Linked DNA regions of Homo sapiens: region 1 is linked to region 2. A link is an interaction called in ENCODE POLR2A ChIA-PET data of the cell type or tissue named here. Cell type or tissue: IMR-90. All regions are shown on one strand. Each heading gives the region's core, and the rest is flanking DNA. Links, peaks and the distances in the headings are about the cores only. Region 1 holds the start of LOC105378250 (a long non-coding RNA gene). Region 2 overlaps LOC105378250 (a long non-coding RNA gene).

Region 1 (9,345 bases), core at 535-8,534, 68 kb before region 2:
ATGGTGCTGGCCATCAGCCTGGCCTCTTGCCCATCTATTACAGCCTCAGCTGCCAGGCTGGCACAGGTGCTAAAGGAACTAGGCCCTGCCCTCCCCCAGTGCTGTTCCTGGGGCCTAAGCAGGAGAGAGTCAGATGGGGAGAGCACACTCTGGAGTGGGAGGCCAAGTCCAACATCCCTTAATGGTGGAAGGGAGGTGTCTGTGCCTTAAGGAGTACTGCTGAGGTACTATAGTAGTGGAAGAAGACCAGCTGCTTAACATGTGCATGGGCAGGGGACAGTGTTGGGAGGAGACAGGAGCGGTTGCTGTGGTGTGAAGGAAGACTCCCCACTAGGTCCTAGGAGATGTTTCTTCTCCTCCTTCCATGTCTATGACTATACAAAGCTTGAGAGACTTGCATATGTTTCATACTTGTGGGCATATTCCCAGGTGGGAGTGTGGGCAGGGATTCCAGTACTATGGGGAGGGACCTGTAGCTATGCCCAGGTAGCACTGAGGTGGACTTGGAGTGAATACTGTATCTCAGGACAGATGACTCTGTCCCATGTGACAGTGTCACCCGTGAGACTGCTAATGGGCCACAATATAGACGTACACGCATTGGCTACGGCATGGGATCTTTCGCCCCTTGATACGGGACATGTGACTCTGCTATATGGGGCACCATATACTTGGACCCACCCTGGTTGTGGAAGACATGAACCCTCATTTCTGATGACAGTGGCCAGGTCTGGGTGTAGACTGGATCTATGTATGGGCAGTGAGGGATGGGGTGAACGCTGTCTTTGTGAATGCTGTGTCCGTGGGGAGTGCTGGTCATGCCTTGCCTTTACACCCATGTGAATGGCATGTTCAAATATGTGAATACCCTGGAGAGATGTTGGGTGGTGAGGGGGTGGGAAGCCTGAAAAAGATGTAGAATTTATGAGCTGCTTTTGTCGGGAGACAGTCGTAATGAAGAAAATTCAATTTTCTGCAGCTCAGAGAGTCAATATGTTAAATCTCGGAGAAGCTGTGGAGTGACAGCAGAATGGCAAAGTCAATGGGACGTGTGTGGGAGGGAAGCCGTCTATCTGTGTCTGCAGTGAGGCCGCCTCCTCTCTGTACCCTTGAACTGCAGCTGAGGAACAGGATGGCACCAGATACCTGAGTTCCTGGAACTTCCCCTTTTTCCCTTCCTCTTCCACCTCACAGGCCATTTTCCCTTGGCTGCTTCTTGTAGGAAGAAAGGCTGTCCTTTGTCAGGTCCAATTCTACCATTGCAATGGCCTCATCAGGAAGTCCTTCTTGTAGTCCACCAGCACACCCTCTTATTGCAGTTACTAATTCCATAGTGTCTGTTTACAGCCTAAAGTGATTTGTAGGAGAATTCTTCTTTCTAACTTTTCAGTCCCACTCTCACCTCAGCTACTCCATGGCTGGCCTCCTGTTCCCCAGCGTTTCAACTTTTCCCCATCTAGTCTTCACATCCTCCCTTCCAGCCTCCTGTTCCCAGAGGCAGGAGTGTAGGGGAAGGTGGGAGGAGGGAAGTGGGGATTCTTCTGTAAGCCACAGTGTCACCAGGAGCCGTGATTAGCCGAGCTGCTAGCTGTGTAATTGGCATGTGCCGGCGTCCCGGGGGTCTGGTATGTTAACAGCGGGTCCCTGTGGTGAGTAACGAGATTGTGCCTACGGCTGGTTGCACACGCTAATTAATTAGTGCTCCTCTGGTGTTGAGGAATGAGGAGGAGCTGGGGGAGTTTGTGATGAGGGTGTCTCAAAGCCTAAGAGGCCAGCTCTGCAGAGCCCAGAGGTCACCTAAAGTCCTGTTGGAATGGGAGCATTCAAGCTGCAGTCCAGGATTAAGGGTGACAGTGAAGGTCAGAGATCTAGGGGCCCCGGCCGAAGACAGGGTGTGTGTGGGATACAGCCTCTTGGTTGTGGGTGTCCTGTGTCCTGGGCTGGGCTGGATAGAGGCAGAGGGAAGGGAGGACACCCCCGACTCCCGTGCAGCTTAGGGAGGTCTCCAGGCCCAGGGCCTATCTCACAGCATCCTTTCCCCAGGTGGCCCAGAAAGGAAGGGAGTAGAAGGGGAAGGAGGCATGTCAGATGCCTCCAGCCTCATTCCTGTCCCCTCTGCCTGCCCTCTCCTCACTCAGGCCAGCTTCTGTCAGCCATTGCATACTCATTACATGCTCACTGCGTGGACAGAGCTCCAAAGGGCTTTGGGGCTCCTCTCACCTTAACAATCACTGCTTTCCCCTTGCTGCCCATGCAGGCACCCAGGCTTCTTAGCCGCTGGGTTAACTTTGGGGTCCAGAAGCCTATTCTGAAACCGGGGGTCTGGAACCCAGATATTTGAGGAAAATACCGTGGAAAGCCTGAAGAAGTGGCAGTAGGGGAGAAGGTTGGGAGAGAACCCCACAGCCTCCCAGTACAGTACGGTCACTTAGAGCAGCAAGAAGGCTGAAGGTGAGAGGGGAAGGAAGGACTCCCAGTGAGCAAACAGACTCTACCTCGTGTTTTCTGAGGCAGAAAACCTAGGCCTGATGTCGAGAGGGGTCAGGATGAAATGGGACCCCGAGCAGGAGATCCCCTCCGCCTGAGTTTTGGGATTCAGCGAGGTGTGGCGGGGGAAGGGGAGACAAAATAGAGAAAACAGGCAGCAAATGAGATGAGACTGCGGCGGGGAATCTTTGGCTTCCATGTGGAGGCGCGAGTCCCGTTCCCGCACACGGTAATTGCTAAATTACCCGCCATCTGCTCCGCTCTCAGACATAAATTACCTGCGAGGAGGAAAGACGCAGAGGCTGCGCACTTTCCTTCCTCTCCCCCAGACCCGCGCAAGGCGCTGAGGGGGTCCTCCCTCCGGCAAAGGCGGAGGGACGGCCTGACAGGAACAGTGTGCACTTGCCTCTGTCCTCCCCCGAGGGACAGTGGCCTGGGGTGACCGAGAAACCTGGCCCTCCCAAGGTCCCCGGGCTGCCAAGGAGGACCCTTCGGCCTTAGGGCGGAGCCTCCCCCGCCGCTCAGGGGAGGTGGAGCTCGTTGTGGTGGGCGGGGCTTTCTCCAGGTGGGACCCATCGCCTAGGCAGGTTTCCCCGGCCACCCTCTTCCTTCTCCCCCACTCCCTGGCGCCCACCACTCTGCTGGTGGGGAGGTGTCCCCAGCTCTCGTTGACTCCCCTCCCAGTATCCCAGAAAGAAGAGAGGAGAGCAGGCAGAGGGCAGGAGGAGAGAGAAAAGGGTCACACCCCCTTCCTTTCATTCTGCTCTGAACTTTGTCCCTCCCCCGCTAGATTCTGAAGGGTGAGCGAGGTGTGAAAGCAGATGTAGGAGAGATGACTTGAAATGGGGCACAGTGTAGGGTGCAGCCGGTTAGAGCGAGGGAGGGAATGGGAAAGCTATGCCCACTGCCAGGCGGGGTTCTTTGGGGAGATGGGCAGGCAGCCTGGGTAGGGTGGAAAGTGGTCAGGCTGGGGAAGTGAGCAGAGTGGGAGGTGGGCAGGAAGAGGGGGTCGGAGGGATGGAGGCGGGGCAGGATGGGAGGTGGGAGAAGCGGGATGAAGACTCAGAAACGAGCAGGTAGTGAGTCGTCTGGGTGATGAGCTAGAGGAGGATCAGAGTCGGAGAGAGGGGAGACAGCAAGACGTTTAGAAGCAGTTCAGGCCCTGGAAGGAATGCAGGGAGCAAAGGCTATGGCAGGGAAGGCAAGGGTGTTTGTGGGTCCTTGCAGGGTCCCAGGAAGGTGAGGGTGAGAGCCCCAGAGCCACTTCTTGCTCTGTGGCCGAGGCCTGACTTCGGAGGGGAGCCGAGGAGGCCACCTATGCAGCAGGGATGGGCGCCAGCCCTCCTTCTCCAACCCCAGGCACCTGCAGGGGTGTGCCCATCAGGGTGGGAGACGGAGTAAGCCGAGTCCCAGCTCTGAGCGCAGAAGCTAGTGGGGTTTCTTCGGAGCGATTGTTTAGTATTCATGGGGCGACGCAATCTCTCCCACATCTGCTTAGCACAGCAAGTCCTGTCATATAACTGTCTCCCGCACTGTCTGTCCATAAAGAATGTCTCGGAATTGGTGTAATTCAGAGAAATTAATGACGACTTTCCGCGGGACGGCTCCCTGGGGGATGATTAACACTTCATCGTCCATCTGATGCGCGGGGCCCAGCACTCCATCGCGAACATTTGGGCCGTGGCCAGCCGCATTAAAGGTTATTACGGAAAACGCGACCTGCAAACGGGCGAGAGGCATGATGGACCAGGAGGGGCGGGGGCCGAGGGCGAGGGCGGGGGCGGGGGCCGAGGGCGAGGGCGGGGGCGGGGGAGTCAGATCGGAGCTGCCCAAGTCCGAGATTAAGTTTCCCGAAGTTTGCGCACCTGTGGGGTCTGAGGCTGAAGGAGACTGGGTTTCTGCTTCAGTGACGGCAGGACAGGGAGGGTGTTGGGGAGCCGCTCTCCCTCCACCTCCACTGCAGGGGCTAGGGAAGGGAATGGGGACCCTTTTCATGGGTGGGCACATTGCTGTTGGAGGTTTTCCCTGCCTTTTACTCCTCACAGCATTACTGGGTTTTATTAACCTCACCTTACAGGTGATGAAACTGAGGCTCAGAGAGGTTATGTAATGTTCCCAAGGTAACACAGCTTGTTGAGACGGAGGCAGTATTTGAACTCAGGTCCTTGTCTCATGAGCTCTTGCTCTTTCCACTACACTAGGGGGCAGAAGTTCTTATGCTTTTATGTGTCTACCTCAGCTTCCTGCACATAGGTGGCAGGTGTTCGAAAACGTCTGTTGCATGAATGAATGAGTTACCTTTGCAGGCTCCATTTCCGTGATCTGGACCAGAGGTCCAGAGATCTGGAGGCAGGGAAGAGGATATGGTAAAGAAGTTCTAGTTTGGGCTAAGAAACTCAAAATAGGTTTCCTGTGAGTTTACATGCATTCTGCTGGACATTCTAAATCTCTAGAATCTAGAAGCCTGGGTTCTTGATCCTTAGTCAGTAGAAAGGAATAGCAGAGGATGTGCGCATGAGTGTGAACAAGTGTGTTTGATGAGTGAGTATGTGTAAGTTTGCATGTGATGTGTGTCTGTAAATGTGGGTGAGTTTATGAGTATGTGTATGTTGCATGTATGTGAGAGTGTTTGTGATGAGGGTGTGTGTGCATATGCTTGTATTTTGAGGTTATGTGTGTCCATGTATGATGCATGTATGAGTATGCACCTGTGTATCTGCATGTGTGCAGGCGAACGTGTGCATATGTGTATGTGTGCATGTGGTGTGCCTTGGGGGAGCTGGAAGACTCAGGTGAAGATATCTTTGATTTATGCAAATCTCTAGCAGGTTCCAGCATGTGGTATGTGGTGATGCTGAGGTGGGAGGCCAGGAGAGGAAGGCTGTTCCTACTTGGTTGGGGAGCCTGAGAAGTGTGTGCTTTTGCCCTTCCAGGCACAGGGGGACAGCATCAGGGTCCGGGGTCTGAGATGGAGACTAGGATCTGAGGCCTTCAATCAGGGTTTGAATTGGAAGTGCTCAGAGGCTCTGGTCTGACCTGGGAGGGTGATAAAGAGGTGGGGTCAGGACGGGAGGCTGCCTAGTCTGTGAAGAATTCAGGCCTACTCACTTCTCTCCTCTGCCACCCACTCCACAGGTTTTGACCATTAGCTTCTAACCAACCTGCACTTCCTAACTCTAGATTCACCCTACTCCACTTCAGGGTGGTAGAATTACCAGAAGTCTTTTTTTTTTTTTTTTTTTTTTGAGATGGAGTCTCGCTCTGTCACCCGGGCTGGAGAGCAGTGGTGCTATCTCGGCTCATTGCAAGCTCTGCCTCCCAGATTCAAGCAATTCTTCTGCCTCAGCCTCCTGAATAGCTGGGACTACAGGCGCCCACCACCACGCCAGGATAATTTTTTGTATTTTTAGTAGAGACGGGGTTTCACCGTGTTAGCCATGATGGTCTGGATTTCCTGACCTCGTGATCTGCCTGCGTTGGCCTCCCAAAGTGCTGGGATTACAGGCGTGAGCCACTGCGCCCGGCCCCCAGAAGTCTTTATGTGCAACCTTCTAACTAGGAGGACCATAACCACAGTCAAAACTTCTCTCTGTCTCATTGGCACTATTCAGAGGTCCAAAACAGTTTCCTGGTCTCTTGGACGCCATTGGTATATATTACTTCTTTCTTTCTTTCTTTTTCTTTTTCTTTCTTTTTTTTTTTTTGACACAGAGTCTCACTCTGTTGCCCAGGCTGGAGTGCAGTGGCACCATCTTGGCTCACTGCAACCTCTGCCTCCCGGGTTCAAGCGATTCTCCTGCCTCAGCCTCCTGAGTAGTTGGGATTACAGGCACACGCCACCATGCCCGGTTAATTTTTGTATTTCTAGTAGAGATGGGGTTTCACCATGTTGGTCAGGCTGGTCGGTCTCAAATTCCTGACCTCATAATCTGCCTGCCTCGGCCTCCCAAAGTGCTGGGATTACAGGTGTGAGCCACCGTGCCTGGCCGGCCACTAGTATATATTCTTAATGCACTTCACACAAGCTGAGGTTTTCAGGCCACTTGTGTTGGGAAGTTCTTCCTTGAGTCTAACTTCAGATCCTCTTTGTCATGTTTGATGCCCAATAGGCCCAGGCTAAGTTCGTGAAACTGGGGCCTTGCACCTCCATCCCTCCACCACAGAAATGGAATAATTTCTTCTGGATGGAGGAGTGTGTCTGGAGTATAGGGACACTGAGAGAAGGAGGACTAAAGCCTGGCAGGTCACAGATGAGTCAGATCATTCTTTGGGAGGAGGGCAGTCATCAACAGGACAGTCTCAGAAAAGGGAGGTCAGAGAGCATCAGTTTCAGCCTGTACAGACAGCAGCCAGAGTCCTCAGAGGGGGGAAGATTTACCCAGTGTCCCCTGTTATGCAGTAGCTGCTTCTGAAAAACCCAGGCCCCTGACTCCTGGTCTAGGAGTCCTTCTTGTGCCCTGTTTGGAGGATCCTATATTCTGTTCTTATTCTCCTGGCTATGTGGGGGTCGGGGAGAGGGAGGATATTCAGCTAGGCCCAGGTGCTGCCCAGCTGTGCCAGCTGGGTCTTGAGGCCTCATTGCCTCACATGCACCATGCCTGTTCCTTCAACTCCCCATTCTCCCGCTGCAGGGTGGTGTGGTCTCTAAGCTCCACCTGAGCAGCCATCCACGTATTTAGTCGTCCCCTGACCCCAAATAGTTTCATACATATAGTCTGTCTTCAGCCTGAACTATCTCTCTCCTTTTTCCAGACCAGCCTCTCAGCATTTTACAAGATTGTCCCATACTGTCCTCCTCTAGGAAGCCCTCCTTGACTGATCCTCCTGGTTCCGGATCCCAAATGTTTCCTTTCGAAACCACTGCCAAGGTGCTTGCAGGCCTCTTCCTGTTATCTTGCCTGTTCCCCACATACTGGCACCTCCCTGTGAGCAGGGCTGTTTTTCTTCTCTCTAGGGATCTGCCTTCTTTCTTCTTTCCTGTCTTCCAGGACCCTCTTCCCGCACCAGGAGAATCAGTGCTGCAGGGGAGATTGACTGAACCCTTCCCTGTTTAATGTTTTCTGGGAATGGCAGGGATAACGGAGTCCCGTTGGGTCTCATGGTCTCATACTGAGGAGGAGGAGGTGGCGCAGACCCTTTCCCTGACCGGATCTTGGTGGCTTACTCTGGTGTAGGCTCCCCCAACCCCAGCTCCTGGTACTTCTGCTCTGGTTGCCTCTGGGCAAGTTAACAGCTCTAGGCTGCTGTGCTGGAGCCCCTGGGGCGCTGGGTGTGGTGTGGGCAGCGGCAGGCAGCCCCTCTGTGATTCTCAACTTGGGCTTCTCACCGCACCTGACTGCCTGCTCCCCCACTTCCAGGTTCGTGTTTCTCCGGTTTGTGTTTCTCCGGTTTCCCTTGCACCTTCCCTTTCCTTCTCCCTCCCAATCCTCACCCAGCCCATTTATCCGAAGAGCTGGAGTCCTTCCAGAACGTTTCTCCTTTCCTGGGTCCTTCGGGGTTGGCAGCCCCCAGGTGGGGAAGGGGTGAGTGGAGAATGGGTCCTGGCTCTAGTGAGGCACCAGGTCTAGCTCTGGATCAATCGATGCTTTGGCTGCCACCTTGTGGCAGATACGGAGAACTGCAGGATTGGGGTCCCTGCGCTGAAAGTGGGATCTTCTGGAGAGGGAGGAGGAGATGATGGCAGAGGTGTACATTATGAGGGTAGCAAACCTCAGATTTCCAAATTGACATTGGGGTCTCCTAATTCCTGACTGACAGGGAAGTAGAAACCTGCCAAGTAGCAAGGACACTTAAGGATGGAGACAGAGAATTAAAACACTGTCCTTCAGTCTCAAACCTATTGTTCTAATCCTCCTTCCCTAAAACAAAAACAAAAACAAAAACAAAAACCCTAAAAGGGCAACAGCCTGAAACTGAAGCAGAAGGAGCTGAGGTCTGATCTGCAGAAGTTCCTGTAAGTCCCAAAGTGTATTTGGATGCTCTGCCTGTGACTGTTGCACGGCTTTTTCATAGCTCCTCTCCACCCCCAGTCAGTGAGTCTCCCACCTTCTCCAGGCTCCTTAATCCCATCATGCTCAGTTCATTGGTCCTATTCAGAAAATCCTAGGTTCCTTAGCCTTTCTACCCAATCCTGGGTTGTGCCTATGACCAAGATGCTGATCTGGGAAGTCCCTTCTCTAGTCTAACTCCAATTCTTCCTATAGCACTGGAAATGGAGAGAACCACCATGCAGCTATCAGAGCTGCAGATGGGAAGCTGGGACCCTAAGAAAGTGGGGAAGATGAGGAAGGTTCTGAGGGAGGGCGGCTCTGCCACAGTTTCTCCTGCCATCTTCCTCTCCCCTGCCCCCTTGGATCCTTGGAGATGAAGGGGATGCGACAGAGTGGCCCACCTCACTGGAGAATTCTCTCCACTTGGGCTCCAGGATTCATAGGTACTGGGGGAAAGCGGAACTTCTGAGTTCCAACCATGAGCCTTGTTATTCTCCTCTGTAGAGTGGGTATTGGGGAGAGTGAAGATGGGGGTATTTGTCTCTATCAGGCCTTCTGGTCTCACTTAAGAGTCCTTCTGAAGTGTTTTTCTTTCTTTCCACTTAAATCCCAGGCTCTCAGAAGCTCTTATAATGATTCTTGGAGCTCCTATATCACTCCCCCTCAGTCCAGCTCCCTTCTCTGGTGAGCCAAGGGTCACCAAATCCTCCCTGCCATTCTCTCTCTGCTTCCCCTGGCAGTTCTTGGAGATCTTGGCCAGGAGCCTCGGCTCTGCAGGTCCCGGCGCCCTCCCTCTGAGGTGCCATTCCTCCCCTGCCTCATTTGCTGCCACTGACCTTACTGAGTTAAATTAAAAAGCAATGTTCTG
Region 2 (9,345 bases), core at 881-8,880:
TGAAGAATGGGTCTAGATGGGGATGAAGGCAGCTGGATTCAGAGCATGGCAGTCTGAGGCTGAGGGGGGTCTGAACTGAAGGCTTTTGAAGCTAAAGGACCCACATTTGGGGACGAATAGGACAGGAGTTCTATCTGGGGGGATCTATGTGAGCATAGGGAGAAGGCACCAGAGGGATGGTGAGATGAGAGTGGGGCTGTGTGTGAGAGAAGAGGACGTGATGATCTGGGAGGGAACCTCAGCCCTAGGGGAGTGGTTAGAAAGCCAGGGGTCAGCCTATTTTCTCCAAACTAGCTATTTTTCTGTTCTTTGTTCCAAATGAATTGGTGGATTGACCACAAAGAGAAATCTTATGAGCTTATATGACGTAGAGGTGGGAGGGAAAGAGTTGATGGGGAGTGTGCATGAGGGGAAGACATAGAAACTGCCAGTTTCCATGGTGATAGCTGAAATATTTATTTCTATTTTCCTGATTTCTGCAGCATGTCAGAAGACGCTGTAAGTGAGAAATGCTACCTTTTCATCTCCTCTAATCCCAGCAGTTTGGGAGGCTGAGGCAGGTGGATCACCTGAGGTCAGGTGTTTGAGACCAGCCTGGCCAACATGATGAAACCCCGTCTCTACTAAAAAAACAAAAATTAGCTGGGCATGGTGGCAGGCGCCTGTAATCCCAGCTACTTGGGAGGCTGAGGTAGGAGAATTGCTTGAACCCGGGAGGTGGAGGTTACAGCGAGATTGTGCCATTGCACTACAGCCTGGGAACAAGAGTGAAACTCCATCTCAAAAAAAAAAAAAAAAAAAGAATCAAGATCTGAGGTGGGATGAGAAGGTTAGTGAGGGTATGGGTCTTTAGCAGGGCAGTGTCTCTAGCTTCCAAGATTAATTGAGCGACCTCCTCTGGTATCTCTAGGTACATGCAAGAAGTTTGTGGATACAGAGCAGCAGCAGGAACCAGACACTTCTTATCAGTGGGGTGGGTTGGAACTTCAGGAAGCGCCTTCACAACAGTGCCATCCTAATTGGAGTATAGACGGATGGGCCTCTCTGAAACCAGAGACTAAGTTTGGGTCTCTATGGTCCAGTAACCTTCCTTGAAATTCCCCCTGGAACACTAGGAACCTATTTCCTACATGCTAAATCTCTCCAGCTCTTCAAGGAGCCTCAACACAGTGTGCCTGCTATTGGGCACTGGGGACTGAATCAGGAAGAAGAGGTTGATGATGGTGGGTGGGTAGGAAAGGCCAGTGAAAAAGATGTTGCCAAATGTGCAGGTGTCAAACCTGTAAGACTTGGATATTGTAAAAATCCTAGCTGTCCAATTCTATCCACTTTCCCCGTGAGGGCCAGAAAGTTTGAGTGACTCACCAAAAAAATACATAGCACATCCAGGATTCAAACTTGCTTCCTGTCCAAGAGTACCCTGACTTTTGCCCCAGTCATACCCATTTTGTAATTGGCTCTCAGTTGAGGTGGGTACCCAGATGCCCAGCATAGTGAGATCATGTCTTAGGCACAGTAGCTCCTATGTGCTCCCCGAATTCCTTCCACCTGCCCGACTTGTCTAGTGACTTCAGAGTAAAGCAGCTGCCAAAGCTGGCTCCTCCATCCTTGGAGAATAGGCTCCAAGATGTTTGCTGAGTAAATACCTGTCTCCTGCTTGTTTGTCCTGTGCATAGTTCTTCTTGGCCATCATGTCCTTAGCTCCTGACATAGCCTCTGGTTTACAGGATCCTGGAGAAGGAACTGCCACCAATAGGAGGCACCAACTGCTGGGGCCATAAGGGAATGTTTCTTGCCCAGACATTCCCCTACACCCTTCTATTTTTCTCTGTGACCTCCTTCCATTCTGTTTTCACTGGTGTCCTGGCAATCCCTAATTCTCTTGCTCCTGTGTCCCCCCAAGGCCTGCCTTTTTTTTCTCTCGTGTTTACTGTAGCTTCTGTGCCATTCCTGGGTCCCCTTAGCTCTCTTCTCCTTCCCCTAGTTTCTTCTCAGCCTCTGCTCACGCCCCCTTCAGCCTTTCCTACCTTCCTTTTTTCCTTTCTCCCTTCCCCCTTCCTTCATCACGTATTTATTGAGTACTTGTTTAACGCCAGGCCCTCTGGTTAGCTCTGAGGCTGTAACAGTGAACCGCCACAGACTCTGAGCTGTCTGCGGAAGCTTAGGGTCTAGCAGGGAAGACACACAAGTACTACAGCAATTTTGATATGATATGACAAGTGAAGCCCCTTGGCCTTGTTTTTCCAAAGCCCTCTTTCAGCTATGACGAGTTGGATTGACTCACATTCCCTGAGTAGTGAATTCCAATGTTTCACAATTCCTACAGAGGGCAAGTTTTTCTTGATGCCTAGACTTAGTTACTCCTGAAGTTAAGATCATTCCCTGGGCTCTAATTTACTCCCCTATACTTTTTATTTTTAAAATGAGTATCATAATGTCCACTTTCCTCATATCCTGCGATGTTTGTGAAGGCGGGTTGAAATGATAGGTGTCAAAGTCCTCTGAAAACTTTGTGAATCTTAGATAGGATTCTCTCTAAACTTCTTGTTGGGAATGGAGAACTTTTTTCTCCTACAAGTAGAACAGCTCAAAAGATAATTTTAAATAACTCTGAATTGCCTCAAACTTATTCTCTTTTCTATTTACTTATTATTTATAGGAAACAATTCTTTGATCTTTATAGCTGAGATCCATGTCCCTTTTAAACAATTTTCTTGAAGAAAAAAATGCCTCTTATTGCAGTAATCGAGATTGAGGGAGAACTTCAGAAAGGAGGCCTTAAGCACTTAGGTGTGAAAACATAAGTCAGAGGACAAATCCCCCCATCACAATGCGGCTCCTTTGCATTATTATTGGAGTCAAGGGATTTGGCATGATGGTCCAGGAGGAGCCTGAGGATTACATGGGAGAGCGATAGTGATGCTTGATCCTAGATGATGGATTTCCAAGAGGGATGAAGAGTCTGACTAGGTTGCCTGAGTCAGAACATATCATCAAGCTCTGCTCCTATTAATGACTTAAGAGCAGCTGACTCGATTCACTCCATTACCTTCTGAGGGAGGAGGCAGAGAGCAGGAACAGAAGCTGCTTAGGGGCAGAGAACTCTCCTGGATGCCAGGATAGGAAGGGCCAGTCTCTTCCCAGCTCTCTGGAGTCCCGTTCTGGGCTAACTTTGATGGATGGGTGGCAATGGGGTATCAGTCTGTTGCTTCTCCATTCAGTGGATCCACATAACGGGTTTCAGGAAAACGGCCTGACTTTCCAGGGTTTCCTTTCTCTTCTACCTGCCTCCAGACTGACCCAAGCAAATGTTTTAGGTTTCCTGATCTCCCTTCTCAGCTCCCCTTAATACTGTCAGGGATTTCTTCTAGTTGTCTAGCTTGAGGTTCCCTCCTTTACTATAGCAATCCCATGTCTTCACAGCCTGGGCCTGGTAGAAACTTTTATATATTGTGCTGGTATCCTATTGTTTTTAGCTCCTTCTCTTTAAAGAGAAAGGATACACTTTCTCTTTTTTTCCTGCTCTTTCTTTTTTCCTTCTTTTTCTGTGTCTCCCATGCCTGCCTCCTTAGGCAGAGCTGCTGCCTTTCTGCCTTGGCCTCTAGGGTAGCCACTCTTTTCTTCTTGGGAATGTTTCCAACTTTGATGGCTGATAGGTTGTTTTCACAGTTTGTTGTCGTTTTCTACCAGTTCAGCTCATCCCTCTTCTCCCTAATGTCCTTGTGGAGCCAGAAAACAGCAGCATGTTTCCAAGGACTCTGAGCCTGGGCATTTTAAGAGCCTACCTTCCCCCATCATTTCAGTTTCATCTGCAGGCTGCAGAGTGAGCAGACGCATGTATGGCACCGGCAGAGCGGCTCGTAATGACTCAAGATGAACAGGTCGAGCTCAAAGGCACAACAGAAACCCATTTGTAATGGAGTTGTTTTTCTTTCAAATCCTTAAGAACATAAGCAACCTATCTTATGATAGAAGAGTGAAGGGGGAGGGGAGGGATTGAGTCAGAGTTTGTTTTCATTTCAGGAGGCCCGTCTTTCAGCATGTTCTCAGCCTAGGGTGGGCTTGGATTTTAGTCACATTTAGATAGCAATGCTTATGCCTTCACTGCGATTTTAAATTGTAGTAAAATATACATAAGATGTGCCATTTTAACTATTTTTAGGTATGCAGTTTGGTGACATTAAATACATTCACACTGTTATGCAACCATCAACACCATCCATCTCCAGAGTTTTCTCATCTTCCCAAACAGAAACTCCATACCCATTAAACATGAGCTCCCCATACCCCCTTCCTCCTAGCCCATGACATCTTTCCACTATGATTTGACTTGGCTTCTTAAAGCACCATTCTGACCACAGAGCCTCTATTTCTTCTTCTTTTAAATCTCAGCTCCTCCGACAGAATTTCAAGACCTTCTCCATTGGCACCTGCAGACTCACTCCATGCAGCTTCTGTCGTCACTTCTTGGCTCAGAGAGGCACTTCTTGCCTCTCTGAGAGGCAATTCTGAGTCCTAGTCCTCATTCAAGTGACCTCTTCCCTGCCTGATCCTGCGTGAATCGCCCTTCCTCATTCTTCTCTTCAGCCTGGTTTGGCCCTTACTTTAGACTCCTGCTTTAGGACATCCTGATGTTCTAATATGCCCCACCCTCTGTTACATGACCCACCCACTTCCCAACCTCTATCTAGTATTCTGCCTGGTTGCTCTTATCCTGTTCTTGCTTCTTTATCTGCGTCTTATTTCTCTCTCAGACTGGAGGCAACCTCAAGTCGTGAGCTTCTCGCTGAAATCTATGCTAGGATTAGTGTACTCTATTCTATGTCCTTGCTACTCAGAATGTGGTCTGGGGTCTAGAGGCATTGGCGTCACTCAGGAGCTTGTTAGAAATGCATCGGAGACTCCACCCCTGACTTACTGAAGAGGAATCTGCATTTTAACGAGATCTCTAGATTATTGGCATGCACATTAAAGTTTGAGAAGCCCTGCTGAAGGATGGGTGATAAATAATTTATATTGTAGGTGTGCATAACTAAAATTATCTAAGTAACACCTCTAGACTACATTCAAACTGTATGGATATTTTTGAGGAGAGGAAGAAAGATATTTTGTGTCCTTCAAACTTATGAGTCTCTAACAGAATTGCCTAGAAAGCCAGGAACTGACGCTTCAAAGGTGAGAGGGTACAGGAGTCAGTGTCCCCAATGGGAAGGCATGAGGCTTACATAATGAGAAACTCCCTGGCTGGCTGTCTCATAGTTAGGCAGACAGGGGCAAAGTTCCCTGAAGTTCACTTTGAGGCTGGCTGATAGTGTTTCCCCAGAATTAAACACTTGTCCCCAAACAGACATTTGTCACCAAAGTCCTAGGGGGAAGCAGGGCTCCAGGTCTCAAAATAACCTGGTTTCTGTCCCCATGGCTGGGGCTGATTCATATTTTGTAGGAGGTTTGATTGTAGCTGGGAATGGCTGAGGAGCTGGTGTAATTCTCCCCTCCTTCCTCATCCCACTGAGAGGGAGTGAGGAGGGGCATGAAGAGCGGAGATAGGGTGTGGGAGTCAAACCTGTTCTTCACATAGCAATTGTCTCGTCTCACTCCTTGCTCTCACTCCGACAAGTTGAGTCCACAGCTGGGAAAACTTGGAGCCGGTCTCTGAGTCTGCTTGGCTCATATCCAGCCTCCCTCTTTTTTTTGTTCCTTCTCCCCTTGGGAACATCTTTCCCTATTCTCCCACTTTCAGGTACAAGAGAGCCGTGATGTACTGGAGTAAAGGCTGTGAGCTGGGAAGGGCTTGGAATTCTTTAGATTAGAGCCTCCCTCTTCCTGGTCATCTCCAGGAGAACATGCCAGATTCCACTGCTTCATTACTTTTTAGGGCATGAAGGGATTAGAAAGCAACTGGAGGGCAAAGTAGTTTGGGGTAAACTAGGGAGGAGGTGGCCTGTCAAGTGGAAAAATAATGTAAATAAGAGATGTTTCCCAGAATCATGGGAAAAAATTTCTCTGAGTCTTTGTCATGTTTTTGTGAGCCCCTAGGTGTCTGAGTTTTGCTCTGTTGGTGGAGTGATATGTTTCTTGTTCTTCTCATAGTGTTGGTTTCTAGAGCAGAGGCCTTCAGATATTACCGCTTGAGCAGACGACCTCATGTGTGTCTTTTGTCATCTCCAAAAGTGTTTATCTTTCGAAGCCATACCCTTTGAATTTTACCACATGCTATTATCTAATCCTTGAGTGTCATTGCAGGACCACAAGTGGCAGGGTGAGGCACTGTGGCCTGGTGGTGAGGATGAGGAGAGGATGCACAGCCCAGGCCTTTCAGAGTACAGTGTCCAGCATGTCAGTCATTCTGAGTAAATACTAATACCCTTCACTGCTCTTTTCTCTTGGGGTGGCATGGAGTTGATCACTTCATCTTACCACCATGTTATTTCACTCTTCTATTTTGTACCAGCTCTGAGACTTGACTCTTAGAACCATTGCTGTAGCATTTGGCTCAGTATTTCCGTGTTCTAAACAGTCCATTTTCCCCATGAAGCTGAGGGCTCCCCGAGGGCAAGGACAGCACCCCCTTTCTCCATATCTCACTTCGTACTGATGTCAGTACAGACTGGCTGATGAGGAGAGAATGTAAGGAAATCCCATCTTTCTGGTTCAAAAAGTATCTAAGATATAGACTCATTTGCACATAGTTCCTCTATGAGGGAAGGAATTGGCATTTTAAAAACTCCTCAATTGCTAGGTCAATTTGTGTTGGTTCAGCTGAGCAAACTTCTGACAAGGCTGTAGCTTTGATCTGTAGTCTGTCTTGGGATTCTTCTAAGGAAGACTCAATGTTTTGGTCACTTGGAGGTAGAAGGATATTGGTAATGACTGGGATATGGAGAAAACATGAAATCTTAGCCAGGAGAAGCTATCTCAGGAATCTGTAATGAGTGCGTGTTATTTCTTTTCCAACAGGCTGCATAATTTTTATGACCAATTATTCCATTTGTAATGACGCTGAGATAACAGAGATCTCATCTCATGCTCCATGGCACACGCCAGGCACTCATGGGAACTAGACGAAACCATCCCTTATACAAGAATTGGATAGGCAGAGTGTTTCCACCAAGATTTAGTTCTAGCAGGAGAGACAGACATAAGTGCTAAGAAAAAACTTTGTGAACAGCAAAGGGTATAAGGAACTGGAAGACGGGCCTGGAGAGGACTGAAGCTTTAAAATGAAGGAGGGATTTATTAGGGATACATAAAAGAGTTGTCTTCTAGCCTTAGAATTTTGTGGTCTGGTGTTGCTTTTGATGATGTTATTTACATGTAACAAATGAACAGGTGTCTTTGGCTGTGAGATAGTGTCATCCCAAGCCACAAGGAACCAGCCTTTTCCCACAAAGATTTTGAGAGCTCAGTTGGAAAGAATTGGCTTTGGGACGTTTAGAAAAAGACTAGGTCCAGATTGTGGGGCATGATGCTCTTCCTGGGGCTAGTGGTCCTCTTTTCCCTTATACCCAACTTTTGAGTCAGGAGAGTGCTGATGATCTCCTAATCAGATCTGGTAATTAGTTCATCATGTCTGAATAGAGGCAAGCTAAGGGTTCACATCTAGTTGCTCCCACTGATTGGTCTCAAACATTTACCTCCTCCTGCCTCCACAGTTTTCTCCAGAATCTTCCCCAACTATTTGCCCTTTTACCACTCTTCTCTCTGGTATTTCTTATCCATTAATTGATAAGGGCGGGGTAGTTGAAGCCAGGCAGGCCTGGGTTTGAATCCCAGCTCTGTCACTATTGTGTCACTTAGACTTTTTGATCTTGTTTTCCCATCTATAAAATGGGAATAAGACCCACTGCTCAGGTTAGTTGTAAAGGTTGAATAAGAGAATGTTTAAGTGAGGGCTTGGCACTTAGCATGTGCTTATAATAAAAGGTAGTTGATCATTTTCTTTAGAATTCCCTCTCTCTACTCCTTGACTACTTTTCATTAGAGTAGAGAGAATTGGGGAGAGAAAGAGTGATGCCCAAATAGATGGATATAATAGAGTGATTGTAAGGAAAATGGAAGGATAACAAGAGGGACGGATATCATGGAGACAGATAAACAAAGATAGTTATAGTTAGAGGAACAGATAGTGAAAACCAGTCAGAAGCAAGATTAAGTGAAAGATACAAAGATGGACAAAGGAGAGAGGAGCAGTGAAAGGTAAGTGAAGGAATGAAGAGGTGGAAAGTCAGATGGAAAGGCAGAGACATGAGTTGAGAGCCAGACAAAGACTGCCAGAGGACAGAGATGGAGAGTTAATTTGTGGAACTTGGTGTAAAACCCCTGGAATAAGAGCTCTCCTGGCTTCTTGCCCCTTGTTATTGTGTGACTTGAGTTCTAAGTCTCTGGTTCCCTCAACCCTTTTCCTCCCTGTTTATGCCACTGCCAAACCACTTATACAGATCTGCCTCTACACTGAAGCTTGAGCGGCCCTGCCCCCTTCTCTTCTACACTCTGCATCCCACACCATCTTAGTTACCTAAGTCCATAGGGATTTTTCATTTCAAAAAAACTGTTTGGAGTGCAAAAGCATCATGGTGTCAGCCAGTCAGTGCAATAACCAGGTGCAGTTTTACAGTCGCTCCCCCGACTGTAACTGCACTTTCATATATCTCTGGCTGCGACAGCCAATTTTCTTTCAAAGATTGTTTTTTCTGGAGCCTGTGATTTCTACTCTCGCCTCCAACCTCTGGGATATTAAAACGGGGTCAGTGGCTCTTGGCAGGCTGACCAATTTGTGGTCACTCCCTAGCTCCTCTATTCACTCTCCCTGTTGCTATCTCCAATCTTGTCATCCCTCTGCCTCTGCACGCCATCTAGTCACGCTAGAGGAAAATGGCTCTGGTGGTTAAAGCTCTCCAGAGAGATGCCTCAGCCTTCTGGGAGGTTACAGTCCTTCGCACTGAGAGGTTTTGTCATGTGTCTAACCTTAAGAGTTGAGGTTAAGTGCGGTGGGGAAGGGGATCCAGGAGCAGATTCACCTTCTAAGCCTTTCCCTATCCTTCTCCTCAACCCTGCCCTGCCCCATTGTGTTCTGGGATGGAGCTGTCAGTTCCTTTCCATGAGAATACTGTAGCTTTTCTTTCTTTCTTTCTTTCTTTCTTTCTTTCTTTCTTTCTTTCTTTCTTTCTTTCTTTCTTGCTTGCTTTCTTGCTTTCTTTCTTGCTTTCTTTCTCTCTCTTTCTCCCTTTCTTTCCTTCCTTCTTTCCTCTTTCTTTCTCTCTCTCTTTCTCTTTCTCTCTTTTCTTCTTTCTCTCTTTTCTTTCTTTCTTTCTTTCTTTCTTTCCTTCCTTCCTTTCTTTCTTCTTT

The links. Peaks named below come from ENCODE experiments on the same cell type or tissue, not always from the same donor. Only the 100,000 strongest peaks of a DNase experiment are listed, where the experiment ranks them.
Region 1: POLR2A ChIA-PET joins it to region 2 with 15 read pairs; 4 of 35 experiments call an interaction of 5 or more read pairs at or near these places.

What each region holds. Positions count from the first base shown.
Region 1 is chr12:53,735,703-53,745,047 of GRCh38, forward strand. It overlaps LOC105378250 (a long non-coding RNA gene), which reads left to right and starts at 3,892. Exons shown (of 5, transcript NR_189099.1): 1 at 3,892-4,186. RefSeq lists enhancers at 3,517-4,306, 7,787-8,333. In IMR-90, for the core only: a CTCF peak has its summit at 8,093 (motif pointing left); no DNase peak of the experiment used is centred there; H3K27me3 peaks cover 6,245 bases.
Region 2 is chr12:53,802,984-53,812,328 of GRCh38, forward strand. The region is part of intron 1 of LOC105378250 (a long non-coding RNA gene); the gene reads left to right. Among named protein-coding and RNA genes, the nearest start is that of CISTR, 56 kb to the left of the region's middle. In IMR-90, for the core only: no CTCF peak of the experiment used is centred there; DNase peaks (open chromatin) are centred at 2,288 and 3,918; H3K27ac peaks cover 153 bases; H3K27me3 peaks cover 3,656 bases.